2 separate regions of the Homo sapiens genome follow, and region 2 is linked to region 1. A link is a contact called in ENCODE Hi-C or POLR2A ChIA-PET data. All regions are on one chromosome and are shown on one strand. Each heading gives the region's core, a stretch centred on a gene start or an enhancer-like site at or near the end of the contact. The rest is flanking DNA. Distances are from core to core; before and after follow the strand shown. Region 1 overlaps SLC9A9 (solute carrier family 9 member A9). Region 2 overlaps SLC9A9 (solute carrier family 9 member A9).

The links. Hi-C counts contacts between places; a loop is a spot of excess contacts on that map. ChIA-PET counts read pairs that join two places held with the same protein, here RNA polymerase II (POLR2A). Pooled maps may share reads with other maps.
Region 2: a map of chondrocyte shows a loop between it and region 1 (2.4-fold over the local background). The contact joins two enhancer-like sites. A Hi-C loop is called at or near these places in 2 of 168 maps with a recorded cell type or tissue (breast epithelium and chondrocyte), 5 of 37 single-sample maps with no recorded cell type and 11 of 50 pooled maps. POLR2A ChIA-PET finds 5 or more read pairs at or near these places in 3 of 52 experiments (H1, Panc1 and activated CD4-positive, alpha-beta T cell).

What each region holds. Positions count from the first base shown.
Region 1 is chr3:143,442,398-143,445,811 of GRCh38, forward strand. The region is part of intron 12 of SLC9A9 (solute carrier family 9 member A9); the gene reads right to left. Among named protein-coding and RNA genes, the nearest start is that of SLC9A9-AS1, 100 kb to the left of the region's middle. RefSeq lists an enhancer at 1,080-2,279. Within about 2 kb of position 1,539, at least 6 of the 41 ENCODE cell types and tissues checked have a DNase peak (open chromatin) inside an H3K27ac peak, as active enhancers do.
Region 2 is chr3:143,528,337-143,531,750 of GRCh38, forward strand. The region is part of intron 9 of SLC9A9 (solute carrier family 9 member A9); the gene reads right to left. Among named protein-coding and RNA genes, the nearest start is that of SLC9A9-AS1, 190 kb to the left of the region's middle. Within about 2 kb of position 1,600, at least 5 of the 41 ENCODE cell types and tissues checked have a DNase peak (open chromatin) inside an H3K27ac peak, as active enhancers do.

The sequences.
Region 1 (3,414 bases), core at 289-2,788:
ATTGCTTGCTACCTATGTAAATTCTAACTTTAAACTCACATGGGCTGGGCACGGTGGCTCATGCCTGTAATCCCAGCACTTTGGGAGGCTGAGGCGGGTAGATCACCTGAGGTAGGAGTTCAAGGCCAGCATGGCCAACACAGGGAAACCCCGTCTCTACTAAAAATATAAAAATTAGCCCAGTGTGGTAGTGGGTGCCTGTAATCCCAGCTACTTGGGAGGCTGAGGGAGGGAGAATTGCTTGAACCCGGGAGGCAGAGGTTGCAGTGAGCCAAGATTGTTGTGCTACCGCACTCCAGCCTGGGTGACAGAGTGAAACTCCATCTCAATAAATAAATAAATAAACTCACATGTTGCAAGTAAGCGTTATTAGCACTAGAAAGTGAAATGGGACTGGTGAGTTCAGTTAGTAGAGACGAACAAAGGCTTGCTTAGGCATAAAACAAGATGGGAGAGGACATGATGTTGTGTAAGAAAACTGCCAGCCCATGGGGCCCGGTGGGGTGGGAGCTAGGGATGAATGACAAAGATTTTCCTACTAAGTTGGAAGAATGTTCTCTGAGGTTATGGTCCTTTGATTGTTTCTAGTACTTAAGCATGATCAACTGCCATTTGAGCTACATAAAGTATGACTAAGGACTCCATTTACAGCCTCTGGGAAAGAAAGAGTCTTTTGAATCCTCTGTAGCCTGCTCTGGCTAAAGAGACACATTAAGGTATGGTATAAAACAAGCCACCCCTGTAGGGGAACAGATTAGGGCTTGGGGGTGTGGGGGCTGGGGGCCAGAATATTACATTTGAGATACAAAATTACATTGAGAGGCAAGGTTTAAAATCATTTGTCTCACCACATGTTTTCCATTTGTGACTTCTCAAAGCCACAACAAAGGCTCTCCCCTCCTTGCCCATGTGCCTGCTATACTGATAAGGTGAACAGTTTTTTTTTTTAAAGGTTTTCAGCATAATAGTGTTTTAAGACGTAATCTCATTTGCTGCTCCTTTAATTGCTGTTTTGTAATGTTTTATCTATTTTAATTACTGTTTTAATGTGCTGCTTGTACCCTGAGGTGCTTCTGTGAAGGGTACCATTTTAAGAAATGAAGAACTAGATAAACAAATAAATCCACAGGTAAGGGATCATAGTAGTCTACCCTGTGTTTAAATGAGCATTTTTAATTTGCCTGGTATTGAGTGTTGACTAGCAATAGTCTCTTTTTCATGTGTAAGGACAGAGGTATGATGTCTAAGGTCCAACACAAAGCATACGTAGAGCTGGGAATAAAAGGCAATATTCCCAAGGGCTGTCCTAATTCACAATAAGTAGAACTTATGCTATCATGTTTAAGTTTGATCTTATGTTCCCAACAATTCTTTAGAAGTAGCAATAGCTCTAATGAAGGCAAAAGTATATATTTTCCATTTAACTCTAGTAGCAATTGAATTGTAGTTTTCTTGGCCAGGAAACAAATTCAATAGACCCAGTTCTTAACCTGAGTCATGTTACCCTTAGTCACACACATGACACGATTGCATTCCTTGGCTTACTAAAGCAGGAAATGGACCAGTGGCTTGGGGTTTCCTGACTGGATAAGTAGGTGGTGTAATGACTTAACATCCCTTCACTCCCCCACGGCCACACCCAGATTTTTATTTCCGTATTTAAACACAAGCAAGGTCAAAACAACAGATGAAATTTAATAAAACAGTAGTAGTGACGCCTAAATGTTTTTACTGACTTCCTAAAAATGCTTTGGAATCAGCTTCAACTGCATTTATAAATGAAGAAGGAAATGAAGCTCAACACCCCAGCTACGAAATTGTTTGGTCCTAAATTGGCCAGATGCCTAGATTTCCTTTATGTAAACAGGGTCAAATGTGAGGCCAGCCAATTGTAAACTAAGATTCTAGCCTCCTATATTCTCATAGTCGGAGATGTTAATGAAGTTGCCAGGTTTCCACAAAGTTGAAGTGCAACCTCTTCCTATCATGAAGCCCAGGCAGATGCAACCAGCCCAGGTAATGGCACAGCAGCCTAGGCCACTTGGAACAAATGTGGTTCATGGAGTGCAAAAGAAATAACTTTATCATGCCCCACCTTTCCCCAACACACACGTACATACCTACTTTTTCAGACTCTGGAGCGGGGTCCTTGACTTTTTAATAGTCTCAGATAGTTTATTTTTAAGTCCTCTGGTGACTTCTAATCACATAAATAGTCTCAGCTTAGTAATATGTAATAATAACAATCCCTAAATTTCAGCTGGAGTGAGTCTTCCTACCCCATCAGCTTGGGCCTGCCACCAGGGGTGAAGGGGCAATCTTCTTATTTTCCTTCTCTTCCTTACCCCATTCCTAGTTGCTAGCTTGACTTCTCCAAGGTGAGGGGACAGAGGAAAAGGAAGAGGTAAATGGGAAAGAAAGGTTTCATTCAATTGGCATGAATGTGGCATATTTCCCTTTGGCTGTGGTGGATGTTGGAAGCTGGCCCATGTGGGCATTTGTGAGGTCTCTTCAGGGTTCCGTCTACCCCTGGGCCCTCTGATGGGCAGTTTCCTGATATGGACTGTGTGTCCATCCACCACTGCCTTGGCCCCTGAACATCTAACTCCATAGCCCCGGTTTTCCTCTGCTGTGATCTTCTCACCCCTTCAGGTAACATTCTAGGTCAGAAAGTAAGCCACCTCCACAGAGGCTCTCTCCATTATATCACACATGTCAATCAATAGGAAACACACTCTTTAGATACATTCTTGGTGGGAATGTAGGAACTTCTCAAGCTGTGGCTCACTCTGCTGTTGTAGACCACTTCAGCTAGTTTTTGACACCTTAGATTTCTTAGATGTGAGTCAGACAGTGAGTATATCACGGGGTTCCCCAGTCCTTTGAGGACATGCATGAAACTTGTCAATGGTCTCACTGAAGCCACATCTCATGGGCTTAAGATGAGGACAAACAACTTATTACCCCTTTCACATAGGAGATGTGATTCACAGGTTTACTTTGACCAATGGAATGTGAGTAGACATGATACATGCCATGTCCCAGCAGAAGCTCTTGGAAACTTTGGGAGTTTCAATCCTTTTGCTCCTTTCCTCTGCTACAAGAGAATAGCATGCTACGGATGGGACTGCTCCTTTAGCCTGGGTCTAAGAGTGAGAAAACAGATGGCACAGAGCTCCAAACAGAGTCAAGCCGAGCTGAGCTGCAGATGAACCCAGCAGAGTCAAGCAGATCTGTAGCTGACACCATACCTTTATGGAATTTGAACAAAACACTGATCTTTATGGTTGTAAACCATTGTGATATTAGGACTAGTTCCTGCAGCAAAAACTGGCATATACACTAGCCAATAGGTGGCCAGGGAGGTATGAGATTAATTAGGTGGAGTGTGTCTTAGAATCCAAGTGAAGAAAG
Region 2 (3,414 bases), core at 350-2,849, 86 kb after region 1:
AATTAACTCAGTTGTCTGTACATGATAGGCCCTCAATAAATCTTACCTAGTATTATGATGAGTTTGGAAATTTTTTCCTTTACACATTTAGGAAATAAGAAAGTACAGAAAGCAGAATTTGACTGCAGTGTGATAAGTGGGTGATCAACAAATCTAAGTTTGCTGTGATCTTTTCCCGTTTTAGCACTGAAAGTCCTCTATCCCGGTAGTAGTTGGTCACCCTATAACCCTATGAACAACTCTGTGAGGGTGGGAACTCTTTGCAAACAGAACATCAAGCTGCTTAGCACCATGAAAACAGCTGAATCACACAAAATTACCTTTTCTATAAGGTCTAAACTATCAAATAGCAGCAATTTCATATGGTCTGATCAAGTAAAAAGTCCTAGAAGAAGGCAAAGGAGAATAAGCCACCTTCTATACATTAACTCATGCCTGGGTATTTTTGTCCTTCTAGCTCAAAAGTAAAAAAAAAAAAGTGTGACAAATATGTCTTAAGTACTTACTGTGTGCCAGGCATCAGACTATCTGATAGGTCAGGAGTTTATTATCTTTACTTTGATTGATCTTCATGACTTATAAGTTAAGAGGACCAACAATATGAAATAGTGGAAATGTGAAGCCATCAAGAGCATTAACTCTAAACAGAAGGAAATAAGTCTAAAGGAGAATGTGTGTATCTTACAGATGAGAGGGACAGTGCCGGTGCCATGTGGGAGGAGACAGAGCTGCAGATGAGGAGGGTGAGTTACCCTGTGCCAACAACAGCGGGGTGAGCTAAGGTGCTTGAGGGTAGAGACGCAGTCAAGCCTCTCAAGCAAAAAATGCAGCAGCTAATTTCAGAGTGGGAAATGCCCCTCTGGGAGGAAGTCAACATCTTATGATCAGAACCGCAATACTGAGATAGCTAAGAAAACACAAATTCAACTTTTAAAACGTTTTTATAAAAACACTGGAGAGAGAAAAAGTCCAAGTTCACTTTGGCTTTTGGAAGAGACCCAGAGGATTTCTTAATTCATCTGAAGCATTTTGGCCTGAGTTCTATTAAAACATTTTTAATTCTTTGATATGTAATCCTCTCTAGGGGTGTGGATAAAACAAGGGCATTATGAAGTTTTGTTTAGGGAATGTCATCCCATGAAAGTATTTGCCAGTGGATTTTGGAAGGATTCAACACTGTTTTGTTGGATGGTTTTATATACCAGGTGAATTGAACACATGAGAGCAGGGATTTTTACTCAAGAAAACTTGAGAAGAACTGTAACAAAGGGAAGAGAATAGAAGTCATAGTTTTCAATTCCAAGGACTCAGTAACCCATCAATGATTACTGGCTTCTAGGGAGAGAGTTAGATACCGAGTATTTTGTTAAATGTTTTACATTTATATAAATGTATATAGTACTTATTCATATTTTATAAAGTCATTGATATGTACACCGAAAAGAGAAGAATTGAAAAATGGAAGACTAGGAAGATTGGACACTGTATCTGATGCTGTATTTCCAGTAAATTTAGCAAATAAAAAGTCTATCAAAGGAGTGCCCTATTTTGTTTCTGAATTTCAGATGAGCAGAACAGAAGCCACTCCTATGACTCTAGGACGGAAGAATGAGAATGAGGAAACTGGGGTTGTGCTTGCCTGGAGTCTAACCCGTGCACCACCTGTTATTAGAACCCTGGGAAAGCAGCCTACCATCCAGTTTTAGGTTTGGCTTGTTGAAGCTATTGACGTTGTAGCATGCACTGTACTGAGGGAAGGGAAGGGATACCTGGCTTTGAGTTTAGAGGGCTGTGGCTAACAAGTGGCTATAAGCAAATGAATTATCATGCCTAATAAAATATTCAAGTGATAATTACTAAGTTAGTGAGAGAGTTTGGCTGTGTCCCCACACAAATCTCATCTTGTATTGAAGCTCCCATGATTCCCACATATTGTGGGGGGGACCCGGTGAGAGATAATTGAATCATGGGGGCTGTTTCCCCCATACTGTTCTCCTGGTAGTGAATAAGTCTCACGAGAACTGATGGTTTTATAAAGGGAAACCCCTTTCGCTTGGCTATCATTCTCTCTCCTGCTTGCCACAGTGTAAGACTTGCCTTTTGCCTTCTGCCATGATTGTGAGGCCTCCCTAGCCACGCAGAGCTGTGAGTCCATTAAACCTCTTTTCCTTTATTATAAATTACCCAGTGTTGGGTATGTCTTTATCAGCAGCGTGAAAACAGACTAATACAGTTAGTAAGGAAAAACCTTGACCAAATGGAAAAGTGTGCATGCATTATCTCAAGTCCATCAGAAATCTGAAAAACAAAACAAAACAAAACAAACAAACAAACAAACAAAAACCAAAAACACTATTCAAATAGTTTTTGCAACATGAAGAAAAAGGAGACAAAATCAGACAACTGATAAGGGTTGGATCTGGCTTCTCACTGTTCTGTCAAGATGGGAGTTTCTGATTTAACCAGTGTCATATTGGTGGCTACTCTAACTGAATTCATTGAAAAATTGCCATAATGTGATTCAGGATTTGCCTCTGTCAACTTACCTCCTTTTAGCATTTTATGTTTTAGTTCATAGAATAAAATAATCCCATTATAGATAAGAAGCTTGAACTGCGAGATATAATTATGAGTCCTAATTCCAGCACTCAGAAAAAACACAACAAAATAACTGAAACAAAACCTAACATGCATATAGTGCTCATTATGAGCCACAAACATTTTGTAAAAACTAATGCATGAAAACTAATTTAATCTTTACAACACTATTCATTCAACAACAGCTATTTGGTGAGTACTTTTATAGATTCTGGTGCCATGAAATAGAAGCTATCATTATCCCCATTTATGAGTGAATCTGATACATCAACTCATGCCTCCGCTTGAGCATTTTGGCCTTACTTAGCTCTTGAGATTTCAAATGCTCCCCTGGCAAGGAAAGCAAACCACATCCCCAAATTTCCTTTATCCTGATCTTCATTTATAAGCCTCTAGAGACCCTGGTGAATAGAGCTGAATTTTATTTATTTGAGTTCATCTCAGAACAGTGGTAGGGCATCTTTTCATGTCTTTGGAGACAGAGATTCACATGAGGGAGAGAAGAAGCTAAAACCATGAGCCATCACAGAGTACATCTTCCTGCTGGAAGCAGCACTAAATCAAATAAGACATAATGTATAGGAAGTTTGTCTTAAAAACCTTTAGGAAGAAGGCAGTCTACACAAATCTTCACTGAGTTCCTTCTCATTTCCTCTTTCTTGTTGTATAATACAATATGTGGGTGTAAATTAAGAGAAACATTAGGAAAAATAAGACCAAATAATCTAGGTAATTGTTATTTAACATGTATGAATCTCATTTTAATGAAAGAGAACAATATCATGGCCTATGACATAGTAAGTTTAAAAAGCTAAA